Linked DNA regions of Homo sapiens: region 2 is linked to region 1. A link is a loop called in an ENCODE intact Hi-C map of the cell type or tissue named here. Cell type or tissue: endothelial cell of umbilical vein. All regions are shown on one strand. Links, peaks and the distances in the headings refer to the core of each region. The heading gives the core; the rest is flanking DNA. Region 1 has its middle 120 kb from the start of SLC38A1. Region 2 has its middle 35 kb from the start of SLC38A1.

Region 1 (6,815 bases), core at 866-5,865:
AGGCATGGTGGTGGACACCTGTAATCCCAGCTACTCGGGAGGCTGAGGCAGGAGAATCGCTTCAAAACAGAAGGCGGAGGATGCAGTGAGCTGAGATCATGCCACTGCACTCCAGCCTAGGCAAAAGAGTGAAACTCAGTCTAAAAAAAAAAAAAAAAAACAAAAACAAAAAAAAAAACCAAAGAAAAGTTTAGAGACATGAAAGATTGACCCAGATTTCCGCAGCCATTTAATAAGGGTTCTAGAAATAGGAGTTCATTTTAAAGGCATTCTAGAGAAAACGTAGGTGAGAAAAAATTGAGAAATTAGTAAAATAAGATTTCTTAGATTAAGAAAATATTCATATTGTTAACCACCAGGTTCCAAGCAGAATAAATTTTTAAAAAAATGATTTACTCAGAGTGACCCTTGTGAAATTTCAGAACAAAGAGAATAAGGTGGGCATTCTAAAGGCTTCTAGAGGGTAAACAACGGATGATCTATATAAGAATGAATATCATGTTGACATTAGACTTCAATAATGCTGAATTAAGAAGATTGTAACATCCTCAAAGTTCTGAGAAAAGATTGACCCTAAAATTCTATACCTAGCTAAACTATAACTTAGGTGAAGGCAAAGACATTTTTATAAATGTAACTACTCAAAAAATTATCAACCATGAGTTATCTCTGAAAAAATTAGTAAAGAATGTACTCCCAAATAATGAAAAATGAACTCAAGAAGAAGACACAGGAATAGAAAAAAGGGAGGAATGGACAAAGAAACTAGACAAAATTACAGATGCTCCTTGACTTATGATGAAGTTACATCCCAATAAACCTATTGTAAGTTGATAACATTTTCAACTTACAATGGGTTTATCCTGATGTAACCTCTTAGGTCGAAGAGCATACTGAATGGGTATGCTTTGACACCATCGTAAAGTTGACAAATCATAAATCAAACCATCATAAGTAGGGGACTTATTAAGTTATTATATACTTATAATTGTTAATTAATAATTTAACAATTATTAAGTTAAATCTTAATAATTTAACAATTATTAAGTTAAATCTTAATAATTTAACAATTATTAAGTTAAATCTTAATAATTTAACAATTATTAAGTTAAATCTTAATAATTTAACAATTATTAAGTTAAATCTTAATAATTGGAGGTAAGGAAAGAGAATAACCACCAGAAATGAAAATCCAGATGATCTCAGCATAAAATAGCAGCAGAAAAAGAGTAAGCTGGTAAATGAAGGTATGCAAAAGTTTGTCTCATGATTGAGTTAAATGCTGGATCACTCTAGACATAGAGAGAAAAATATACTTAAAAGGTATATTATAAAAGATATAAGAATAATCATTATGAAGTAGAAATAGATTGTGTAACTTCCAAGCAACTAGAAAAACTAAATGTAACAAAAACAAAATAAAACTTCGATGATTGAATAAAAGACAAAGAACAGGAGAAAATAAGCAACAAAAAACACAAAATCTATAAAACCATATGATAGGAAATCCAAAATTCACTCCTTGTAAACTTACCTGGAATATTGAGAACAATGAAAACAGGCCTTAGAAAGAAGTTTTATTTTAGAATAAGCCATCTTAGATGGAGGGACCCATTGGACCTATAACTTTTGTTGCAGGAAGGGATAAACCTAAGCCTGTCCAAAGCATCTGTCTCCGGCACTTGAAAAGCCAAATTACTGCTTTATATATTTACACATCCTTTCTCATGGGAACCCATAATATATTATGCTTGTGAAAGCTCTTAAGATCATGCTGCTTGCCAAAGAATCATCATAGGAAACCTATGCTACTTCAGAGTTTACATACATAGACAAATACACACATATATACATACAATACACATATATATTCATATATATAAATACACATTTTAAAAAACAGCTTTATTCAGATATAATTTATATGTCACTATATTTACATCATACAATTCAATGGCTTCTAATATATTTTAAGAGTGCAACCATCAGCATAATCTAATTGTAAAATATTTCATTACCCCAAAAAGGAATCTTATACCCATTAGCAGTCAAGTCCCACTTCCAAACTCTCCTCTCCCATCCTCCAGTCTCTAGCAACCACTAATCTACTTTCTGTCTTCACAGATTTGACTCTTCTGTGCATTTCATATAAATGGTATCACGCAATATGTGGTCTTCTGTGGCTAGCTTTTTCCACTTAGCATGAATGAAAGTTTATGCTTTTAAGGCTCATCCATCTTAATCTATCATGTATCTGTACTTCTTTCCTTTTATGGCCAAATAATAATTCATTTTGCTTATTGTGTAAATATACATATATATTATTGTGTGTGTAAATACATATATATATTAAATCTCTATTAATATCTTTTAGAATCATAGTTATAGATTTGGAAGTGGCCTGAGAGGTTATCTATATGCTAGTTCAACCCTTTCATTTATGTATAAGGAACAGCTTAGACAAGTGAGGCATCTTGCCTAAGGCCAAAAGTCAGTGGTTGATGGATTCCAGAATCCCAGACTGATCCCAGTCTGATTCCTTTCTGACTCAGATTCCTTTCTGAGTCAACTGCACTGTTTACTCTTCTAAGGAAAGAAAATAGTTTAAAACCTTTAAGGATATTTTGATGCAGGGAAGGGGACATGGGATGTCTAGTTTCCTGACAGAAAGTGATTGGTTTTTCTTACAGTGAAAGATGTGTTTAATCATTTTAATATGAGCTTCTACCCGGGGAACAACTTCCACACTAGAGACAATCCCCGCCCAAATTCACAGAACTACTGCAGTCCTTGCACAGGAAACATTTGGATTTCATCTAATTTAAATAAATATGTGGTGATATTTTTTCTTTAAGCATCCACAGGCATTCAGAGAGCTACATATGAATATTTGGGCATTATTTCATAAAGCAAATGTTATAGAAAGAAAGAAATTTTCATTTCTTAGGAAGTGACTGGAATAAAAATATGAAACTGAAAAAATGAAATAACAACAACAAAATGTTATCTAAAATGAAAGCAAAGCTGTTGGCAGTTATATATTGTGTGACTTTAATAGTCTGCTTCCCTGCTGGAATCTGACTAGCAATTCCATTTAACCATCTGAGTAATGATTTGTCTTAAAATTTTGCACCTTTTCTATAGGTTTTTGTGTCTTCATAAATGTAGCACTGTGTTTTAAAAAGATAGTGGCATTCTTTGGATATTTTGCTTTTCAAATACAAAGAATGGTGTTGTACACTTTTATACCACTACCCACCATAAATAAATATACCACACCACTATCTTTTTGCTAAGTACATGGTTGATTAATCACTATAGATTAAAGTAATCCCAAATCTAAAAACAATAGTTTTAAAGGCTAGTAGAAAGTGTATCTATAATTTATTGTTGTCTTAACAGTTTAATTTATAAATGAAAGAGTAATTGCAAAATTTTACCTCAAAAAAAAAAAACAAAACCATTTTTGGGATGTGTTCTTTCAATGAGAACAGCACCACCATCTGGAATGCAATAGTTTGTGCAATGAAAGAATTTACATGGTTTTCATTTTGTTTTGTCTTAGGCAACGGGGAAGTAATTTGTCTCTTCCCGAAAGGTTTTACAGGTAAAAATAATGCAAAATTAATATTTTGTTACCAAGTTAAAAATAACTATATTCCTCCTCTCTGACAAGGGATTTCTGTAGTTTGTGTCCGACAGAAATCAATTGATTTTAATGGCATCGGCCACTCATATGATTTTTTTATAGTTCATGTTATTATAAAATTTACATTTCAACAGGGATTTTCTTGGCTATGCATTTTCTCCACAACTAAAAAAAAAAACACATTTTCTTTTCTTTAACCTGAGGTTAAATAAGTTTGATCTGATTTCTTACTTTTTTTCAAAAGTAGTGATTAATCAGAGTATATAATTAAAAAAAGGAAGCAATCCTCTAAAAATTGAAAAATTCATACAACAGTTTTAAGCACTATACAAGCATGCAGAATTATTCTTATCATTATTATATAAATTCAAGGGAACTCTAATAGTGTGGCATATATACACACGTGAATGAAATATAGTTCTGTATAGTCGTTTTACTCAACAGTAAATAAAATTATGCAAGACTTAAGCTCTTCTAAAATTTAAAATACTGTATAATGTTTGTTAAAATCCCTGCTATTCTCATGAATGGAACAAAGCAATTTATTCAAGAGCCAAAAATCACATCCAACACTCTAAACAATCATTTTCTTGTATTAGGACATTTTAGTCAATTGCTTTATTGCTATTGTTTTTCACAAATGAGCCTTAAAACTCAACTCTCCAATGTTCCATTCAGTTGCCAAAATCAATCTCACCCTGCACTGAGCCATGTGCATCCTCTAAAGTGGAGCCAAGAACAATTGTGTTTCCTGAAAAACAAAGGCAAAGATTCTCCACTATGTCAAATGAACACTACAGATAGACATTCTTTCCGATCTATTCCTAATGTCACTTTTGTATTTCAGTTCTCTAGTCTGTGAATATGTTACCATTCAGCTTATTTGATTATGCTTTCTCCTTTACCACTACCATTCTAAAGATACTTAACCTAGTGGCTAACACTGAGCATTTACAGTATACCAGCACTGCAATAGGTGGCTCACATGCATTCATTCATTCTCATGATCATCCTAGGAAGTACGCACTATTACTTTCCCCACTTTTACAGATGAGGAGGCTGAGGTCCAGAGAATTTAAATAAATTTGCCCAAGGTCACACAGCTAATAAGAGGCATACCATGGGTTCCAACACAGATAGTCTGATTTCCTTACCTTAATTTTATGCATCCATCATCAATAGGATATTGGTTTAATAACTTATGATACATCCAGAGAAAAAATACCATTAAAAGTGCAGATGTAGGTCTATATGTATTAATATGAAAATGACCAGATTTATTTTAAGTAAAAAATCAGGTTGCAAAATGCTATGATTTTAAGATCCTGTTTTGTACAAATATTTGTGAGTTGGGTACAGAAAAAAGCCTGAAATGATATATATTGTTAAATGCTAATTGTATTTATCAACAAATAATAAGATTCCAAGTGGGTTTCACTTTCTTTTTGTGAATTTCTGCATTTTATTATTTTAAAAATGATTAGGCATTACTTTTATAGCACTTTTAAAAATGCTACTTTCATTGGGAAAACCAGAAAAGAAATAGACCTTGAAAAATGAGTATGACAACATCCCCTTTTTCTCCCTGTCATTTAGGTCTGTCAGAAATGTTTGTATATATTTGGTGACACCTTTCTAAATATTAGGGAATGCAGAGCTAGGGGGAAAATCTATTTTTATTACAAGTAAATACTTGACATGAGAACTTAACATCTCAAGGTTAATTTAAATATATTAATCCTAGGGATTTTTTTCCCACTAAGATTCAGCAGAAAAGTGTTTATAATCTTCTTAATCATCAGATTTTTTTAAAGATTGCTGACTGGAGCAATGATATTTTTGAACAGTGCCATAAATAGGCTTATGAACTACATGATACAAGGTAAGTCTCTCCTTCAAAGACTTAGCTTCTCCACTCAACAAACAACTATTATGCACCGACTCTGTGCCAGGCACAGACATTACTAAATACATGAAACAAGAGTCTCTACCCTTGAAAGGTTTAAGTTCTAGCAAAAAGTAGACAGCCAAGTAAACACACAGCATGGTTAACTCTGATAAGTGCTTGTATTAGTTAATTTTCACACTGCTATAAAGAAATACCTGAGACTAGGTAATTTTTAAAAGAAAGAGGTTTAATTAATTCACAGTGCTGCATGGCTGGGGAGGCCTCAGGAAATTTACAATCATGGCAGAAGGTGAAGAGGAAGCAGGAAACTTCTTCACAGGGCAGCAGGAGAGAGAGCAGGGAAAAACTGCCAAAGACTTTAAAACTATCAGATCTCATGAGAACTCACTCACTGTCACAAAAACAGCATGGGGGAAACCACCCCCAAGATCCAATCACCTCCCAACAGATCCCTCCCTCGACACATGGGGATTACAATTCGAGATGAGATTTGGGTGGGGGCACAGAGCCAAACCACATCAGCGCTAAATTAATAGTAAAGAAAATCATAGGGTACAAAGAAAGTCTACCTAGTAAGCAAGTCAAAAAAGGCTTCATAGTGGGGTAGCTCTAGACCTGGGCCTGGAGAGATAAAAATTTGTCTTCAGAAAGGAAGAGGGAATGACAAAATATAAGTAGCATTTCAAGGCATAATGAGAGTCAGATGAAAATAACACAATGGTTGGAGTGCTCAAAGAGGCTTTTTTAACTTACAAAAGTAGTATATCCTCATTGTAACAAATGAAACAATACAAAGCATTTAATTAAACAATATAAGGCATTCATTACCTCCCCCCACCCCCTTCCTCCATGCCCACTTCCCCAAGGAACAGCTGAACAGCCTGGTTAAATGATGTAAAAAATATTTTGCTAACATTTCTCATTACTTTATGGCTAAATTGGCTTTTATTAGCTGGTTTGGAGCTTAACTATATTTCCTTCCACACTTTCTCCATCAAACACAGAACACCCACAAGGGTTTTATTTGCTTACTTTTCATTTGCTTCACTTTGGTAAATATGGAATCATTCTACTCACATTATTCAGCAACTTTCTTTTTTTTTTTAATTTAGCCATCTACCCAAAGATATCTCTCTTGCTCAATGAATATAGATCTGATACATTTTTAAATAACTGCATAATATTGCATATAGTGGAATTCATTCGATCATTTCCCTATTGTAGAACATTCAGTTTGTTTTTATTCCTTTTTTCCCT
Region 2 (6,815 bases), core at 1,128-6,127, 150 kb before region 1:
CAAACACTGCATGTTCTCACTCATAGGTGGGAATTGAACAATGAGAACACCTGGACACAGGAAGGGGAACATCACACACCAGGGCCTGTTGTGGGATGGGGGGGTGGGGGGAGTGGGGACGGATAGCATTAGGTGATATACCTAATTTATATGACGAGCTAATGGGTGCAGCACACGAACATGGCACATGTATACATATGTAACAAACCTGCACGTTGTGCACATGTACCCTAGAACTTAAAGTATAATAAATATATATATATATAAAATAATAAAATCTATTCAGACTTAATCTGTGACCTAACATATGGTCCATCCCAGAAAATGTCCCATGTCCACTTGAGGAGAATGTGCATTTTGTTGTTGGGTGGACTGCTCTATATACATCTACTAGATCTAGTTGTTTTATTGTGTGGTTTAAATCTTCTATTTCCTTACTTATCTTTTGTCTAGTTGCACTGTTATTGATAGTGGGATATTGAAGTCTCAATTTCTTCTTTCAATTCTGTACATTTTTGATCCATAAATTTTGATAGTCTGTTATTAGGTGCACAGACATTTATAATTGTTATATCATTTTGCTGTATTGGCCTTTTTATGCATATATAATGTTATTTTTGTCTCCTGTAATCTTTTTGATATGTCTATTTTCTCCAATATTAGTTATAGTCATCCCAGCTCTCTTCTGGTTACTATTTGCATGAAGGAGCTTTTTCCATCTTTTCACTTTCAATCTGTTTGTCTGGATATAAGGTTAGTTTCTTTAGACAGCATATAGTTGGATCATGTTTCTTTTTTAATCCATTTTGCCAATCTCTGTGTTTTGACTGGAGAATTTCATCCATTTATATTTAAAGTAATTATTGATAAGGAGGGACTTACTTCTGTCACTTTGCTGTTTGTTTCCTACGTGCCTTACAGCTTTTTTGTCCCTCATTTTCTGCATTACATCTTCTTTTGTGTTTAATCAATTTTTTTGTAGTAAAATATTTAAATTTCTTTTTCATTTCTTTATGTGTATATTCTATAGCTAATTCTATGTGGTTACCATGGGGATTGCATTTAACACACTAAAGTTATAACACTCTAATTTGAATTTATAACTTCAATGACATACAAAAATTATCTTTTATATCTCCATCCATGCCCTTCAGTTATTGATGTGACACATCTTTATACATTGTGTGTTCCAAAACATAAACTAATATTTTTTAAATGCACTAGTCTCTTAACTTATGTACCCTTTAATTTAAACCTACAAGATTTACTTTAGTATTTCTTGTAGAGCAGGTCTAGTGGGAGCAAAGTCCCTCAGCTTTATTTATCTGTGAATGTCTTAATTTCTCCCTCACTTCTGAAGGATAATTTTGACAGGTATAGGATTTTTCATTGACAGGTTTTTTTCTGTTTAGCGCTTTGAATATATCAGTCCACTCCCTTCTGGCTTCCAAAGTTTCTGATAAGAAATCTGCTAATATTTTTATGGAGAATCTTTTGTATGTGATTAGTTACTTCTCTCTCACTGCTTTCAACGTTCTCTTTTTATATTTGTATTTCAACTGTTTAATTACAGTATGTGTTGGTGTGGGTGTCTGTATTAGTCCATTCTTGCATTGCTATAAAGAAATACCTGAGACTGAGTAATTTATTAAGAAAAGAAGTTTAGACTTCAGCAGGCTGTACAGGAATCATTATGCTGGCATTTGCTTGGCTTCTGGGGAGACCTCAGGAAACTTACAATCATTGTGGAAGGTGAAGGGGATGCAAGCACAGAGCAGCAAGAGAGAGAGTGAGTGGGGAGGTGTGACATGCTTTTAAACAACAAGATCTCACGAAAACTCACTCACTATCAGGAGAACAGCACCAAGGGGGTGATGCTAAACAATTCATGAGAAATCTGATCCCATGCTCCAATCACCTCCCACCAGGCCTCACCTCCAACATTGGGGATTACAACTGAACATGAGATTTGGGTGGGGACACAGATTGAAACCATATCAGTGTCTTTGAGTTTATCTTATTCAAAGTTCATTGAGCTTTTGGATGTTTATAATCATGTCTCTCATTAAATTTAGAATGCTTTGGCCACTATTTCTTCAAATATTCTTTCTGTTTTTTATCATTTTTCTTCTTGGACTCCCACAGTGCATGGATCAGTCCATTTGATGGCGTTCTATGGGTCCCTTACATTATGTTCACTTTTCTTCAATTTGTTTTACTTCTGTTCCTCAGAGTAGATAATTTCTTTTGTCCTATATTCAAGGTTACAAGCTCCAGAATTTTTTTGTGGTTTCTCTTTAGGTTTTCTGTCTCTTTACTGATATTTCCATTTTTGCATACATTGTTTTCTTGACTTTCCTTATGTCTTCCTTTAAATATTTGAGCATTTTTAAGATGGTTGTTTAAAGTTTTTGGTCCATTCAGAATTAGGTGTTTTTCAGGAACAGTTTCTCTTGGTTTATTGTTTATTTTTTTCTTTTGAATGAGTCTTTCTTTCTTGTTTCTTTGTACACCTGGTGATTTTTTTGTTGAAAAGTGGACATTTGAATAATGTAGTAACTCTGGATATCAGATTCTCCCCCTTCTCCAGGGTTTTGGTTTTTGTTTTTGTTTGTCTATTGATTATTGTAGGCTATCTCTGTGCTGAGGATCAGCCTGAGGCATAAACCTAAAGTCCTCTCAGTCCTTTTCTGAGCCTCTGCCTTTCCCTGGGCAGGCACTACGACTTTCTAATTTCTCTGTATATGTAGTCGCTTTTGGACGTTCTAGTTTTTAATGTATTGTCCCCAAAGAGGAAAAAGACAAAATGAAGGGGAAAAAATGTGCCAGCCATTTAAATGCTCTGAAAATCACTTCAGCCAGAGAAAGAGGGACTTCGAATAATAGAGAGAGGTGCAACAATAGGGGCTTCCTGCCCCTTTGTTTATATCTCTGTAATCAGAAGCAGCGATCAGCAAACAGGTCCCAAACATTAGGACAGGGTCCTTTTTGCCCTCTCTAGCTCCCTCAAGCTGTGTGCAATCTGCTCCAGGAACATGTGTACAGCTGCCTGCCAGAGGGTTGAGGTAGTTGTTACTGTGCCAAGAACTGAAATGGACCAAAAGAAACTGTAATTTACTTTCTGAGCCTTTCCCTGGAAGTTGCAAGCATTGAAGATACTCCGGAGTTCCAAAATAGTTACATTAGCCAGATTCTGCCATTGTGATTGTTGTGTAGGTGGGGAGACACACTTCTGGTGCTTCCTATTCTGCCATTTTCCCAGAATCCTCCTTTCAGGGAACTTTTATTGTTATTTTACACACAATTCTGACAAGATTAAGTATCTGGTATCCAAGCCTATAGTAGATCAGAAGTAGCAATTCAGAAGGAGGAAAGTAAGCTTTAATGAGCAGGCCCACTGCCTCACATATACTTAGTGGTGCCTAGAGCAATGCTCTCCCTGCCTCAGTGTCTGCTGTTGGAGCCATCCCTGCTCCACCGAGGGCTACTGCTCTACTACCCACAGACCCCTGCCTGTCCTATTCACTCTAGATCTTTTCTCACTTTGCAGCTGGTTAGAGACATCTGCTTTTCCTAGTTGGAGACCAGCCATTTCAGAGAAAGGTAACCACAGCAGAGATGTGCCACACATGATACAGTTCTTCTCCTTCCTCTACTCCTTAATCACCATCTTCTCTTTCTAAACCCGCAGAACACCAACTCTTTCCAGCAGCCCAGACTCTGCAGTTAAGCCTGAACCACTCTGTGCAATATATATCTTTATACTAAGATGATTTTTCCTTAAAGGCTCAATTGCCTCTTCCTGAAGTTTAATGATTTTTGTTTTGGGGGGAGGTTCTCTCTTTTACATTAAAACTTTCTACACATCGTAAGCCCCATTTGCGAGCTGTATTCTATTTAGTTCATTTACCCTGAGTTTCCGGATCACTGTAAGTTGAGAGATAAAACTGAACATCTAGCGACAACATTCCAAGGGAGTTAAATTTCTGGAACTTTCTAACACAGTTAGGAAGTCAGTCAGCCAGGATCATGCAGATGACCTCTAGGGGGCAGTACTTCCTAGTTCCACAGGCCAGCCTATCAGAGACTTTGCTCTGGCTTAGCAAAAAATAATCTTACATCATCATTAGCTTCCCACCAAATTAGTAAGCATACACAAACACAGGCATGTGTGTACATGCATGCACACATGCACACACACAAATTAACTTTCATATTCAATCCTGGCAATGGTACAGTAAAACTGTTGCTTTCAAATATTGATGATGATATTGGAACGTATTTGGAAAGCAATATAGTAAAATGTATCAAAAATTCTAAAAAATGTTTGCTGACGTAGTAATTCTGTTAACCTATATGTGGTCTCAAAAGATCATCTAAAATGTGGGGACAGATATGTCCTGCATTATTTATAATGTTAAAAATTATAAGAAAATTGGCTGGGTGCAGTGGCTTAAGCCTGTAATCCCAGCACTTTGGGAGGCCGAGGCGGGCAGATCACGAGGTCAGGAGATCGAGACCATCCTGCCTAACACGGTGAAACCCCGTCTCTACTAAAAATACAAAAAAATTAGCTGGGCGTGGTGGTGGGCGCCTGTAGTCCCAGCTACTCAGGAGGCTGAGGCAGGAGAATGGCGTGAACCCGGGAGGCGGAGCTTGCAGTGAGCCAAGATTGCGCCACTGCACTCCAGCCTGGGCGACAGAGCGAGACTCTGTCTCAAAAAAAAAGAAAGAAAGAAAGAAAGAGAATTAAAAGCCAATAATAGATTAAAGATATTATACTACCTTTATCCAATGGAATTCTATGTTGATATTAAAATAATTTACATAAAGTCTATGTTACAATATATGCATGGTACAATAGCTACCATTTATTAAATGCTTACTATGTTCCAAGCTGTATATTAGATATGTATGGATATTACTTCCTTTCTGTCTCACAATAACCCTAGGAAGCAGGGTTTAAGGCTCTCTCGTTTTGTTGTTGCTGTTTTTTTTTTGTTTGTTTGTTTGTTTTTGAGACAGAGTCTTGCTCTGTCGCCCAGGCTAGAGTGCAGTGGCATAATCTTGGCTCACTGCAACCTCTGCCTCCCGGGTTCAAGCAATTCTCCTGCCTCAGCCTCCTGAGTAGCTGGGATTACAGGTGCATGCCACCATGCCTGGCTAATTTTTGTGTTTTTTTAGTAGAGACGGGGTCTCACCATGTTGGCCAGGCTGATCTTGAGCTCCTGACCGTGTGATCCTCCCTCCTCAGCCTTCCAAAGTGCTGGGATTACAGGATTACAGGCATAAGCCACCGCTCCCAGCCTATTTAAGGCTCCCTTAAAGGTTCTTCCTTCATGCTCGCTTCCCTCTTCCTATCTAGCTAGTCTCCTTTTCCACTTGATGAAAAGAGAACTCCTTATAGAAGCTCATAGCTGACTCCAGAGCCTGGGAGTTTAACCACTATCCTAAACTGTCTCCTATCTAATATGATACTAAACGGAAAAGCAAAAAGGAATTAGATTACAAAATTATTATATCCACTACAATTTAAACTTGACAGATGTTGCCTTTAGAAAAAATCTTGGAAATGAATACACAGGATTGATGACAGTTGTTTTAGGGTAATGGGATGCTAATTTTTTCAAAATTTTTTTGTAATATAGTTTATTCTTATAAGCTTAAATATTTTAAGGCCAAAATGAAAATTTTTGGGTTCTCAAATGATGAATCATTCTTTCCTTGCTCTAAAACATTCATCATGGTCATTGTAATGTTTTCACATTTTAAAAATATGCTAAGCAATTAAAAATGTTTTCCACAACATATGTGAAAGTAATGGTGATTAAGCATTGAAGCTTTAGAGCTTAAGGGGAGAAATATTGATAATCTCACAGAAACTCATCAATATAGTGCTGTGTAGGTTTTTATTTTATGTACATTGGCTCACTTGATCTTTCCAATGCCTGAAAGTTAGAACTTCAACTTTCTGAAAGTTGTCCAGAAAGCTAATTCCCTCAAGGCTCAATGAAGTCCCAGCTCTACCATATTTACTGTATTTACTGGCTAGTCTACATGTCCCAGAAAAAAGCCACTGGGGTGCTTTGCTCAACCCCACTTAGCACAGCTGGAAACACAGCTGCAGGATGCAGCTGTTCAAATCTCTCAAATAATCATCACTGAAAAATGCTGAAGAGGAAGGCCCTTTTGAAGATTCCTCTTTATCACCCCCCACTTCTGCCTGTCCCTGCAGGCCGGCTTCCCTTTCCCACTTAATAGGAAGAACACTTCTACTTACTGTTGTTAAACAACTAACAGCTGGTGAAAGAGGCGGCACCTGACTTCTTCCCCGCACTTAAGGCTCTCACAAACATAAATGCAACTGCAGAAATTTGGGGGACAAATATTGCCCCCACTGGGTAAAATCTCAGCAGAAACTGCAGCTTTTTTTTTTTTTGAGACAGAGTTTCACTCTTGTTGCCAAGGCTGGAGTGCAATGGTGCGATCTTGGCTCACTTCCACCTCTGCCTCCAGGGTTCAAGCGATTCTCTGCCTCAGCCTCCTGAGTAGCTGAGACTACAGGTGCTTGCCACCATGCCCAGCTAATTTTTTGTATTTTTAGTAGAGATGGGGTTTCACCATGTTAGGATGGTCTCGATCTCCTGACCTCGTGATCCACCTGCCTTGGCCTCCCGAAGTGCTGGCATTACAGGAGTGAGCCACCACGCCTGGCCAAAACAGTAGCTTTAATTCAGACTTAAAACACCTAACAGGGAAAACAAACTCTAAATGCCACTCCTCTTTTTTAAAAGTATAATTTTCTTCTGATTATA

Evidence for each region. Peaks named below come from ENCODE experiments on the same cell type or tissue, not always from the same donor. Only the 100,000 strongest peaks of a DNase experiment are listed, where the experiment ranks them.
Region 2: a loop joins it to region 1, with 9 times the contacts of the local background. A loop is called at or near these places in 37 of 110 quality-filtered maps.

The regions. Positions count from the first base shown.
Region 1 is chr12:46,150,143-46,156,957 of GRCh38, reverse strand. No RefSeq gene overlaps it. Among named protein-coding and RNA genes, the nearest start is that of SLC38A1, 120 kb to the left of the region's middle. In endothelial cell of umbilical vein, for the core only: a CTCF peak has its summit at 3,494; DNase peaks (open chromatin) are centred at 2,547 and 4,367; H3K27ac peaks cover 756 bases.
Region 2 is chr12:46,300,481-46,307,295 of GRCh38, reverse strand. No RefSeq gene overlaps it. Among named protein-coding and RNA genes, the nearest start is that of SLC38A1, 35 kb to the right of the region's middle. In endothelial cell of umbilical vein, for the core only: a CTCF peak has its summit at 4,044 (motif pointing right); no DNase peak of the experiment used is centred there; H3K27me3 peaks cover 140 bases.